4 separate regions of the Homo sapiens genome follow, and regions 1, 3 and 4 are each linked to region 2. A link is a contact called in ENCODE Hi-C or POLR2A ChIA-PET data. All regions are on one chromosome and are shown on one strand. Each heading gives the region's core, a stretch centred on a gene start or an enhancer-like site at or near the end of the contact. The rest is flanking DNA. Distances are from core to core; before and after follow the strand shown.

Region 1 (2,781 bases), core at 44-2,543, 1.0 Mb before region 2:
CCGTCTCGGCCTGCTGGCGCCCTGCGGGCTGAGCCGAGCGGGTCCCGGGCAGCCCCCCGCCCTCCCGCGACCCCCCGGGCGCTCGCAGCGGCGACGACAAGCGCGGGGCCGCGGACCCCCGGCAGGGACGTTTTTCTGCAAACTCACAGCATTTGACAAAGTTACATAAACGGCGCCCGGCCGGCCCCGGCGCCCGCCCGCCCCCGCCCTCACTCCCGGCGGCCCGGAGCCCACCTGCTCGGGGGGCGCGGGCCCCGCACCGGGAGACGGCGCCGCTGCCTGCCGTGCCCACCCCCGCGCCCCCGCCCCGGCGGGCGAAGCCGCCTCGCGGCGCGGGTGGAAAGGTCCAGAAGGGGCCGGGCGGCCCTGGGGACCGGCGGGTCCCACGGCGCGCGGCCAGCGCTGGCCCCCGCCTCCCACGGCCGCGCGCGGGGCGGGTGTGGACCGGCGGCGTCCACCTGCCGCGGGCTCCAAGGCCTGCAGGCTGCGCGGGGCGCGGGGCGGGCGGCGGACAATGGCCCGCGGGCGCCGGGCCGGGGCTGCGCTTACCGCGGCGGGCGGCGGCGGCCGGCTCTAGCCCTGCTCCGGCGCTCCGCGCCGCATCTCCTCAGCCTGCGCCGCCACCCGCCGGCGCGCGGGCTCGGGCTCGGGCGGCGACAGCCGGGACGCGGCCACGGCGCCGCCGGGGGCCCAGGCTGGGAGGCTGTTCGGGCGGCGGCGGCGGCGGCGCGGGCGGGTGCGCGGGCTCGGGCTCGGGCTCGGGCGGCGGCGGGGACGGTGCTCCGCGGCGGCGGCCCCACAACCTCCCCTCCTCATTCACAAAAAATTGACCCACGTTGAACCATGATGCTTCTCCCCACTCCAGCGTCGAGCCAGGCGGCGATAGGCCACCCCGCACGCCCGTCAGCCGGCCCGGCCCCGCCCAGCCAGCCGGCGGCTCGCCAACCATTGGCTGCGGCAGCCTTGCGTCACCTCCCCTTGCGGGCCCCGCCCTCCCGCCTGGTTTCTAATGAAGAGCTCGTCAATTACGGCTCGGCCCCGCCTCCCGCCCGCCCGCCCCGGGCGCCTGGCCGGCCTTCCATTGGCCCGCTGAAACCTGCGCACAGCCCGTCTGCTCCCACCCCTCGCCCAGCGGCTGCTCAACCGCGGGGCCGGATGCCCTATGAGCGGCAGAGAGGCTCCACCCCTGCCCGCCTCCCCGCACGCGTCCTGGACCTCATTGGCTGCTGGAGCTGCCAATTCTAGAGGGTGGGGCGTACCAAAAGACGCTCCAGGCGCCAGCCGCTGGGTGCTTCGCGGTTGAGGAGGCGCAGGGACCGGGGGCCAGTAGTGGCCGTAAACACGGGCCCCGGCCGTGTCCGGTCGCACTCGGTAGCCCGCATGGCTGCCTAGCGGTCAGCACCGCATGTCTGCGAGCCTAATTCGCGCTTAGAGGGCACACAATGGGGTGCAGGCTAACGCGGGGAGCCGGCCAGGCCTCGCCGCGGCGTCCATCTTGGATACTGGCAGTGGGTCACGTGGTGCTGCGTGCGCACGGAGGCGCAGGGCGGCCCGGTCACTGAGTGCGCAGGCGCCGTGGGCCTCGCCCTGCCCCGCGGCGGGAACGCGGCCGTGAGGGTGTGGGGTGTAGGTCCGCCAGGCCTGCAACGGCTGCCGAGGGTCGTGGGATGCGCTCGCCGCGTCCCTGCTCAGGCGGAGGGAGCCCGGCCCGCCGCCAGGGTCTCGAGTCCGGGTCCAGGCAGGCGTGGAGGTGGCGGGAACGGCGCACCGCCCGGGTGGGCGTTGTTTTAAGGCCGCAGGGCTTGGGAGGCTTGTGTTGAGTTACAGGTCGGCCCGTAGATCCCCGGAAGCGCCTTTGGTTGCCAGCAGGTGTCGGCGAGGGTCTTCAGTGGCCACCCTCCTGGTGGTGATGTTTCCGTTTCTTTCCAACAGGAGTATGACAACTTTTCAACTTGAGTGCACACACTGTCCCCGGAATCCCGCGTTCCAGGGAGGAAGCGCCTTTGACAGCGCGCGCCGGTTCGTGGGGCCCGACGGCGTGGGCCTGTGGTTGCGGACCTGGCGGAGATGCGCGTTCGCTTCGATTGTAGGCCATTCCTTTTAGGAGCTGAGAAAGGATCCGTTTTTACAGCATTCTCGACCTGTGATTCTTGGTGGGGGAAACTAGTTATGTGGATAAAAATACAGTTAGCAAAATAAAAATGCCAATTTTACATTTCCTTAAATATCTCATTAATAATTAGAAAACTTTGGTCATTGCAAGAAATGCTTAGGCTAAACTTAGAAGGAAAGGAATGGTGAATTAGAGAACTTTAAAACAAGATACAGCTGAAGAAAAGGAGAGCAATTACGGGGTTTTGGAGACTTGGCTGCTGATGGAAACGGTGCACTATCTAATTTTCATGTAGAATGAAACAGGGTCTGTAGCTAGCTAACATCTAGATAAGATTCAGTATCATTTGACAGGATTCTCAAAAACATACAATCACGAGAAAATATTAAAACCTGCCTGTAAGTCTACCAAAGTTAGTTTTTCACGTACAAAGAGAAGTGCCTGCGCAAAAAGTCACGTGAAACGAGCTCTGGGATCTAATGCTTGCAGAGGTAATTTTTAAAAAGTAGATTTCCATTAGAAGGAATGGGTAGCCCCATTGCTGCGTGCCATTTAGTCCTCACAGGAGTCCTGAGAGGCACTCCAGCAGAGTGAGGCACCACGCAGACGTTGGGTGGATGGTGCAAGAACCTCACTCGCCATGTCTGGAAAAGAGAAACTTGGCCTGG
Region 2 (3,008 bases), core at 364-2,863:
TCCTGACCGTGCTGGATAAGGTGTGCAGGCAGCCACGCCAGGCCCAGGCAAGAAGGAGCAAGCCTGGAGCATGTACTGAACAGGGGTCTGTGAGTCACAAAATGTGACGCAGCAGAGGGTATGTGGGGGAGGGCAGGGAAATGCACACTTGGATTGGGTCCCCAAAGCCTCCCTCTCCAGCAATGACTCAGTGTCTCTGGGTGAAGGAGCAACCTTCTCTGGGAGGCAGGGCAGGAAACCCCAAGAGCCCAGGGGGAGGGCACCCCACCTTCCTGCTCCAGCCCCACACAGCGGCTGAGAGCCCCAGGCACAGAAGGGGTAGGGAATGTTGCCACCACCCCCACCACGGACCCCGCTGCAGCTTCCAGGTGATGCCACAGGCCCTGAAATCAGGACACCCTTGCTGTACATGGGGGTCATCTTGAGGTTCTCTGCCAAGGATACTGACCTCTATGCCTGCCCCCAATTCTGCAGCTCAGGCACCTGGCTTCACCGCCAGGCCTTACCATGTGGAGAACAGGGGGCCGGGGTGGGGGGTCTGGGAGCCAAGGAAGGAGTGAAGCCCTCCAGACACCAACATCGCAGTCCTCGCCCCCTCCCTACAGACCCCATCCAGCCCAACTCCCCATGTGCAGCTAAAGCCACGCGCCCTCCTACCATACAAGGTGCAGGCAGCCCTCCCGCCTTCTTCAAAGAGGCATCTGCTCCGGCTCACTCCACCCTCCTCCCCCAGTGGCCTAACTAGTCGCCGGGTTCCAACCCTATCCCTTCTCCAGAGGTCATCTGGCCCCACCCAGCAGCCCAAACCAGTAGACCGGCCCTGCCCCATCACTTTGGTTTCTCCAGCATCCAAAGAACGTGGAGGGTCACCCCCCCAAAACAGCTGTCAAGGTCCAACAATTAAGCCATCTGTTGCCGCTCCCTGGGACTGGGAGAGGTGAGGTCGAGTTTCTTGGCGAGTTTCCTGCGTGCAGCCCCCACACCACAAAAGCCCCCGGTGCGAGCCGGAGCCCAGCGCGAGACGGCTGGAAGGGCGCGGGGAGGGAGCCGCTGCGGGGTGCAGGCGGGGAGAGGGGCGGCGGCTCGAGGCGCGGCCGGCGGGCGGAGGGTACGGAGGCGCCGGGAGAGCGTTCTCGGGGCGCGCTGCCAGGGTGCAGGAAGCCGGAGCGCGCGGGAGGGAGCGGGGAGCGGGATGCCGATTTCGGCTGGGGGCGGGGAGGCCCCTGATTGGGGCGCGGGAGGCGTGATGTCACGTCCGGCGGGGGAAGCCCTGCCTCGCGCACCCTCCGCCCCCGTCCCCGCCCCCACAGGTGGTGCCACCGCCCTGGGCGCTGGGCGTGGGGGGCCGCCCTCGGGGACCCCGGCCGCGGCCCCGCGCTGCCCGGCTCCGCCGCCTCCCGCCGGGGATCGATAGAGTCGCGCGGCCAGGCGGGCCCTCTGGGTCCCTAAGAGCCAGAGGAGCGCCCAGTGCGCCCCGGCCCGCGCCCCCGCGCCGCGCCCCGCCCCGCCCCGCCCGGTGCTCCCAGTCCCTCCCCCACCCCTGCGCTCCCACCCTGCCCCGCCCCTCTCCTCTCCCGCGGCCGCCTAGGGGCCGGGCCGGCGGCGGGGGAGGCGCCGAGCCGGGACTGCGCTAGCCCGCCGCGCTCTGGGCTGCCCGAGCGAGCGTTCGGACCTCGCACCCCGCGCGCCCCGCGCCGCCGCCGCCGCCGGCTTTTGTTGTCTCCGCCTCCTCGGCCGCCGCCGCCTCTGGACCGCGAGCCGCGCGCGCCGGGACCTTGGCTCTGCCCTTCGCGGGCGGGAACTGCGCAGGACCCGGCCAGGATCCGAGAGAGGCGCGGGCGGGTGGCCGGGGGCGCCGCCGGCCCCGCCATGGAGCTCCGGGCCCGAGGCTGGTGGCTGCTATGTGCGGCCGCAGCGCTGGTCGCCTGCGCCCGCGGGGACCCGGCCAGCAAGAGCCGGAGCTGCGGCGAGGTCCGCCAGATCTACGGAGCCAAGGGCTTCAGCCTGAGCGACGTGCCCCAGGCGGAGATCTCGGGTGAGTGAGGGCGCGGCGCCGGGAACCCGGGCCTGGCCGGGCTTTGGGCTCCGGACCCTGGTCTTCCCGACGCGGCTACTCGCCCCCGGCGCGGGATCCTGCCGCCTGCGCCCCGCCGCCCGGGCCCCGAATGGCTCCCTGCGCTGCGGCTCCTCTGCAACCCCACGGCCCTCGCCTCCAAGCCCCGCGCCGCACTCCCTCGCCAGGGTCTCCTCCGCCCCGCTCGGTCGTCCTCCGCCCCTCCCCGCCCCCCGCACGCCGGCTTCTTCCCTGCGGAGCTGATCTCGCCGGGCTGCGGGCTCGGGGCGCTCCTCCCGGGCCACGGCTGGAGCTGGGCGTCTTCTGCCCGCCGCTCGGCCCAGCGCGCCTGCAGGCCGGGAGTCCCAGCCCCGGGGCCGGCTGTCGGGGCGCTGTGGGGCTCGGCGTGGCCGGGCTTTCGGGGCGCCGCTGACGGTGGCCGCGGACCCCTTCTGCTCTGTACAGACCTCTCTGGGAGGCGTCTCCGGTCCTGCCCGGGGATTCTCGTAGGGTCTCCAGCAAAGGCAGCCTAGGTGGGTTTTATAAGCTGACCCCCTCGGGGGGTAGTGCGGAGGGGTGGGGAGGGAGCTGGGCACTTATCCGCGGGCGGAACGCCGCCGCCTCGTAGAGATTCCTGTCGAAGAACTTGTACGCGCCGGCCCCCGCCTGGCGCTTGGGCAGCCTCGTGCCGCGAGTCCAGCTGCAGGTGGTCGGCGCGTTGGATCCCGCCCAGGGGCCGTGTCATTTCTTTGTAAGAACAGCGGCCCTCTTGGCGCCCCCTAAGCCCTGCAGCCGCCTGCGGCTCTGCCTCTTCCCTCCCTGTGGTCCCGGAGGAGCTTTGGGGACAGAAGTGTACGGGTGGGTGGAACGGTGGGCTCCGTGTGCTAAGGAACTCTTGGAACCCAAGCTTCACCTTTCCACGTGTGGGAACCAACCTCGGTCTGTACCGCGTGCC
Region 3 (2,907 bases), core at 56-2,555, 1.3 Mb after region 2:
TTCCTGCCTCAGTCTCCGAGTAGCTGGGAGTACAGGCGCCCGCCACCACGCCCGGGTAATTTTTGTATTTTTAGTAGAGACATGATTTCGCCACGTTGGCCAGGCTGGTCTCAAATTCCTGCCCTCAAGTGATCCGCCCGCCTCGGCCTCCCAAAGTGTTGGGATTACAGGCGTGAGCCACCGTGCCGAGTCTGAAACATATTTTAATTATGTTTCTCCAGTATTTTTTTTTTCTTAAAATTTTCTTTTTTTTTTTTGAAGACAGAGTCTTGCTCTGTCGCCCAGGCTGGAGTGCAGACGCGATCTCAGCTCACTACAACCTCCGCCTCCCGGGCTCAGCCTCCGGAGTAGCTGGGACTACAGGCGTGCGCCACCACGCTTGGCTAATTTTTTTTTTTTTTTGTATTTTTAGTAGAGTCGGGGTTTCAACACGTTGGCCAGGCTGGTCTCAAATTCCTGCCCTCAAGTGATCCGCCCGCCTCGGCCTCCCAAAGTGATGGGATTACAGGCGTGCGCCAGCGCGCCGGCCTTCTCCAGTATTTTTGCATGCATCTTACGGCACACCTTTGCACGCCATCTTATTAACTATATCATACTGCCGCACGTGCCTTTTCGGCCAAGGCATCCAGATGGTGCGGGTCCTGCCTGCCTCGAGAGGTGGCAGCAAAGGAGCCAGTGCCCTCACTGGTGCTGGGCGGGGCGGCCGCTTTCCTCGGAGGGAAGGGGCGGCGTTGGCGGGGGAAGGGCGCCAGGGCCCAGGCCCTGAGGGAGGGGCAGCTCGCCCGGGCCACGCGGTGCCGGCCCTCGGCTCAGGCCGGGCTGAGGCCCCGGGGGCTCGGGGTCCGGGGGAAAGGCGCTGAGCCAGACAGGTCCCAAGGAGCCTTCGGGAAGGGAGGGCCTCGTGGCGGCCTGTCCGGGACCCGGCCGGGAGCAGGGGTCGCGTGGGCGCCGTCAGGACGGGCGTGAGGTCCCCGGGACCACGTGTTTGCGTTTGGTGGCCCAGGGGTCGCTGACAGGTGCGGAGGGGAGACGCCCACCTGGGTGCCCTGGGCCGCACGCCGGGCGGTGGGGCCGGGAACCCCTGCTCCTCCTCGGCCTCCGATCCGCTGCGGCCCTGGGTCCTGCTCGCTGCCCGACGCCGCTGCCACAACCTCCGCCCGGGCCCCGCAGCCCGCCGCCCGCCGGAAGCTGAAAGGCGTGTCCGACCCCGCCCCCGGGCGCGACCAATCAGCGCGCGCGACTCATGAATAGTGAGCGCGCTGGCACCGCCCCGCCCCCGCCTCCCGCGGCACCGCCCGCCCGCGCAGACCCCGAGCGCGGCCGCGGACGAAGATGGCGACCGCCATGTACTTGGAGCACTATCTGGACAGTAAGCGCGCCCCACGGGCCCCGCGCCCGCCGCCCACGCGGAGTCCTCCGTGCCGCAGCCCCCCGCGCGCCGGGCACCGCATGCAGACCCCGTGGGCTCGGGAGGGCGGCGGGCGCGGCCGGGCGCGACGGGGGGCGCGCGGACGGGGCGGGGCAGGGCCGCAAGGGAGGGGAGGGCGCGGGGGGCGGGCGCGGGGGGTCCCGCCGGCTGGGTCGCGCCAATTCCAGGTGCGTCACGGCGGGGCGGGGCCTGGCGATGCTGGGCGGGGCTTGCGGCCTCGACCCCGCCCACATATTAGGTCCCGCCCCTACCCAGGCCCCGCCTCATCTCCGCCCCCAGCTCCGGCCCCGGCCCCGCCAGGTCCCGCCCGTCCCTGTCCCGTCTGCAGGAGGAGCTGGCGCCCGCTGCGGGGCTCCGGGCCTTGGGGGCTCCGGGGTCTGGGCCTCCGCCTGGCTGTGCGCCCGTGTGCGCCGGCCTCTTGTGTGACCGCGGCTGGGGAGGGCGTGCGGGCCGCGGGGCGTCTCTCCCCGGCACTGGGGACTGCGGCGCGGAGGCGGGGAGGGCGGTGCCGAGTCGGCCCTGGTGGGCGGGCTGTGCTGTTTCCAGGTGGCAGCAGGTCGGCGCCCCCAGCGGCTGAGCGGACGGTGCTTTCCCTCACTTTACACACCAGGGAAGGTCCAGCGCTGCCGAGCAGCCTGCTCAGGGTCTCCCGCTCGTAGAGGGGCAGACCCCACGCGGGACCCCTGACGTCGGCCCGGGATGGGCACAGCTTTGGGGTCGCGGTGTTTGGGGTTGTGCCGGGTGGCTCTGGAGGGCCCTTGTGGGGGCGCTGCACTGGGGATCCTCATGGTCTTCGGCCTGGCACCCGCCCAGGGGCTGAGACAGTGGCGAGTGAGCCGTGGCCTGGAGCTGGAGACCGCTGCCCTAGAGGGACGCCCGATTCTGCCCATGTGCTCCGCTGTCTCTTGGGGGTCTGAGTAGTGGGGGGTTCCCTGGGTAGAAGAGTCAAGCTGGGGAGCACGCTGGAGGGGAGGCCTTCTCTATCCTGGTGCCCAGCCAGTGGGCTGGCCTCCCAAGGAGGGTTGACTTTGTGTGTGTCTGGGAGGCTGTGCCAGCCGGGAGGCTGTGCCTCTGTCCTCTAGGGGAGCTGGGAAAACACTGGGGCTGGAAGCATCAGATGCATAAGATAGAGTTAGGTTTAAAATGATTGCCTGGTAACTGTGAACAGCAGATGGGAGGGTGGCCAAGACTGGAGGAGGCAGCCCCCCTTAGGAGCCTGTGTCAGCTGTGCAGGGGGCGGAGGTTGGCCTGGTCTAGGGGGTAACAAAGCAGACGCGAAAGCAGCACGGGGGTCCTCCTGGCAGACTGTGGGGAATGGTTGCGCTAGCCACAGGGACTATTTAAGTAAAATTAAAAATTGAATGGCGTTAGTCCCATTTCCAGTGCTCAGTAGCTCCCTATGGCCACCACTGTCTTGGGCAGCTCAGAGAGAACATTTCTTTTCTTTTTCTTTTTTTGATTTTTTTTGAAATGGAGTC
Region 4 (2,793 bases), core at 69-2,568, 1.1 Mb before region 2:
AAGAACCTCCTGAGGTTAATGAGGGCTTCCCGTCCTGAATGTAGCAAGAACGGTGACACTAGATGACCAGTAGCCACCACCACGACAACAACAGACTCCGACAAAGAACCATCAATGATGCTGAGACTTGTGGGTCAGTGCTCGGGGAGTAGCAGGCTGTCTGCACAGTCCCAGATTATCTCCCTACCAGATACCTGCTAATTATGCAGGAAACAATGTAACTTCACAGTGGAAACACCCGCCAGCATCACCTTCACTGAGAGCTTCCGGGCAGCATCAGCAGCAACGAAATACTGCGGTGGCCGCCAAGCCCAGCGGCATCACTGGAATCCAATCACGAGGAAACATGCCGAAATCCCAAGCTGAAAAACATTTTACAAAATAGCTGCCCCTACGCTTCCAAAATGTGAATGTCACGAAACATAAAAATGACGAGGAGACTGTCCCGGAGCAAAGGGGACTGGGGAGGACGTGAGAATTGAAGGCCCTGCAGGGCCTGTCATCTGCTGTTGATAACGAGACATCACTAGACTATCAGCGAAACATAAACAAGGCCTACAGATGAGAGAACAATGCCTGCTCGCTGTTATTTTCCAACTCTACTCACTGACCGTAGTTGAAGAGTGACCACGCTTATCTGAGGCAACATGGCCTGGATTATTAGTTGGGGGAAGGCATCACATCTAACACTAACTTTCAAACGATTCTGAAAAAAAAAAAAAGGATGCATATCAATAAACAGTAATTCTTTGGACTATTTTTTGCTGATTTTCTGTAAGTTTGAAATTACAGCAAAATTAAAAGTTAAAAAGAAAAAAGTTAAGGAATAAAATTCCCCATTATTATTGGAAGACACTAATCTTCAGATTCAGGAAGTCCAAAAAAATATCAACAGGGGTAAGTGAAAACGCTTACAAAAATGTAGAACACTAAGACTACAAAACACCTAGAGAGACACAACGGATTCCTGCCAAGGAACGGAACAGCCCCAGTGGAACTGAGTGAACCAATCACATCCTCAGAGCCCTGGGGAAGAGCAGCTGCCTCCCCAGCACTGTCTTCTGTGAGGGATCATTCAACAATGAAGGAAAAGGAGGCAACTCTCAGACGAACAAAAAACGGAACTTCTGCAGGAATTTCTAAAGGATATTACTTCCAAAGGATATTACTTCCAGAAGAAAAGTAAGAGCAAAAAACCAGAATATCTGATATTCAACAAGAAACAGCAAGCAAGTAATATCCACATATAGGAAACTTTAAGGAGCAGTGGCCATAGGAAGCTGTGACAATGAAGGCAGCACACGGCCGCAGCCTCCCGTTAGCTGCTGGAAGGAAGCCACACACACCCAGATATTTCAATTCTGCAAATGATTAAGAAAACGAAACCAACAACAAACATAAAAATGGGTGACCCATGTCAGAAGACACTGACAGCCACAGCAGGCTGGCGGTCAGGCACAGGCCAGGCGAGGGCCACCTCCCGGGACCGAGCAAGGCGCCCTGGTCAGCCTGAAGACACTGGCACTAGGTCTAAGACGGTGTGGCCGTGCTGGAGGTCACGCAGAGTTAAAAGTAGCTTACCCGTGACCCGGCACTCCCATTCCCAGGCAGGAACCTGGCAAAGACCCAAGTTTGCGTGTGTCAGAAAACACACAAAAGAATGTCCACAACATCATGTTTGAGAGCAGCCACATCTGAACATGAATCAAAGTTGTGAAAATTCACAAAATTGAATGCAAGACACTAATGAACACCAGTCACCGACAGCTACAGGCAGAAACCTGGTTCTCAAAAACAGTCCTGCCTGAAAAAGAACCCACGAAATAGAAAACGTATAGTATAATTCTATTTACATGAAGTTCAAAAACATAAAACTAAAATCATATTGTTTAGGAACATGTGCATGTATGATAAAACTTTTTTTTGGAAACAGCAGAATGAAAAGCAAACATGTAAATGTCCTTGTAGTGGTCTCTGTCTCACAGAGCACACGGTCACTGCTATTGTATTGCTTTAAATGATGCAGATAATGTCTATGAATTGTTTAATTCTTTAATTAGAGATTTATAATTAAAATTTAAAATAAATGCGTGTGGAGGGGATAAAAACAGAATGACTAAGCGGGCTGAGAAAGTGATAAATCACCTGTAATCCCAGCACTTTGGGAGGCCGAAGCAGGCGGATCACCTGAGGTCAGAAGTTCAAGACCAGCCTGGCCAACATGGTGAAACCCCGTCTCTACTTAAAATACAAAAGTTAGCTGGCGTGGTGGGAGGCGCCTGTAATCCCAGCTACTCGGGAGGGTGAGGCAGGAGAATTGCTTGAACCTGGGAGGCGGAGGGTGCAGTGAGTCGAGATCGCACCATTGCACTCCAGCCTGGGGAACAAGAGTGAGACTTCATCTCAAAAAAAAAAAAAAAAAAAAAGTGATAAATCAAACAAACAAAAAAATTTAGAAGGAATTATAGAGAATGGAATGCTGATCTCCACCAGTGACAAATGACATAGGTAAATCTAAATTTGCCAAATATGGAAATAAGGAAATTGGTAGGACTCTTCTGTTATGTAAAAATATGTATTTTAATCAAAACTATTTTGCTGTTGAACTTTTCTAGCTATTAATTATTGGCAAATACAAAATCCATGATTCTAGTGGGTTTCTGATAATCTATAAAATTTTCTGAATCTTTTTGAGTCTTTTTATGTGAATTTATTTTGGTTCTTCCCATCTTAATGAAACTGCTGACATCTCAAGCCATACTGAACACATGTGCTACCGTAAGGTCAACCTCA

What was found. Hi-C counts contacts between places; a loop is a spot of excess contacts on that map. ChIA-PET counts read pairs that join two places held with the same protein, here RNA polymerase II (POLR2A). Pooled maps may share reads with other maps.
Region 1: a map of ascending aorta shows a loop between it and region 2 (5-fold over the local background). The contact joins the promoter of HDAC4-AS1 here to the promoter of GPC1 in region 2. A Hi-C loop is called at or near these places in 1 of 168 maps with a recorded cell type or tissue (ascending aorta), 2 of 37 single-sample maps with no recorded cell type and 14 of 50 pooled maps.
Region 3: a loop to region 2 is called in a pooled map, with 18 times the contacts of the local background. The contact joins the promoter of ING5 here to the promoter of GPC1 in region 2. A Hi-C loop is called at or near these places in 4 of 50 pooled maps.
Region 4: a pooled map shows a loop between it and region 2 (2.2-fold over the local background). The contact joins the enhancer-like site here to the promoter of GPC1 in region 2. A Hi-C loop is called at or near these places in 2 of 50 pooled maps. POLR2A ChIA-PET finds 5 or more read pairs at or near these places in 2 of 52 experiments (WTC11 and activated CD4-positive, alpha-beta T cell).

Annotation. Positions count from the first base shown.
Region 1 is chr2:239,400,143-239,402,923 of GRCh38, forward strand. HDAC4-AS1 (HDAC4 antisense RNA 1) reads left to right here and starts at 1,294. Exons shown (of 2, transcript NR_135575.1): 1 at 1,294-1,394; 2 at 1,933-2,215. HDAC4 (histone deacetylase 4) reads right to left here and starts at 878. Exons shown (of 27, transcript NM_001378414.1): 1 at 836-878. RefSeq lists silencers at 527-696, 707-1,146, 1,167-1,286, 1,557-1,826 and an enhancer at 1,957-2,086.
Region 2 is chr2:240,434,050-240,437,057 of GRCh38, forward strand. GPC1 (glypican 1) reads left to right here and starts at 1,614. Exons shown (of 9, transcript NM_002081.3): 1 at 1,614-2,035. The coding sequence starts at 1,870. RefSeq lists enhancers at 1-277, 677-1,253, 2,987-3,008 and silencers at 1,083-1,742, 1,803-1,862.
Region 3 is chr2:241,700,734-241,703,640 of GRCh38, forward strand. ING5 (inhibitor of growth family member 5) reads left to right here and starts at 1,306. Exons shown (of 8, transcript NM_032329.6): 1 at 1,306-1,369. The coding sequence starts at 1,333. RefSeq lists silencers at 600-1,419, 1,162-1,325, 1,510-2,069 and enhancers at 724-1,556, 1,795-2,424.
Region 4 is chr2:239,317,978-239,320,770 of GRCh38, forward strand. The region is part of intron 2 of HDAC4 (histone deacetylase 4); the gene reads right to left. Among named protein-coding and RNA genes, the nearest start is that of MIR4269, 14 kb to the left of the region's middle. Within about 2 kb of position 1,319, at least 28 of the 41 ENCODE cell types and tissues checked have a DNase peak (open chromatin) inside an H3K27ac peak, as active enhancers do.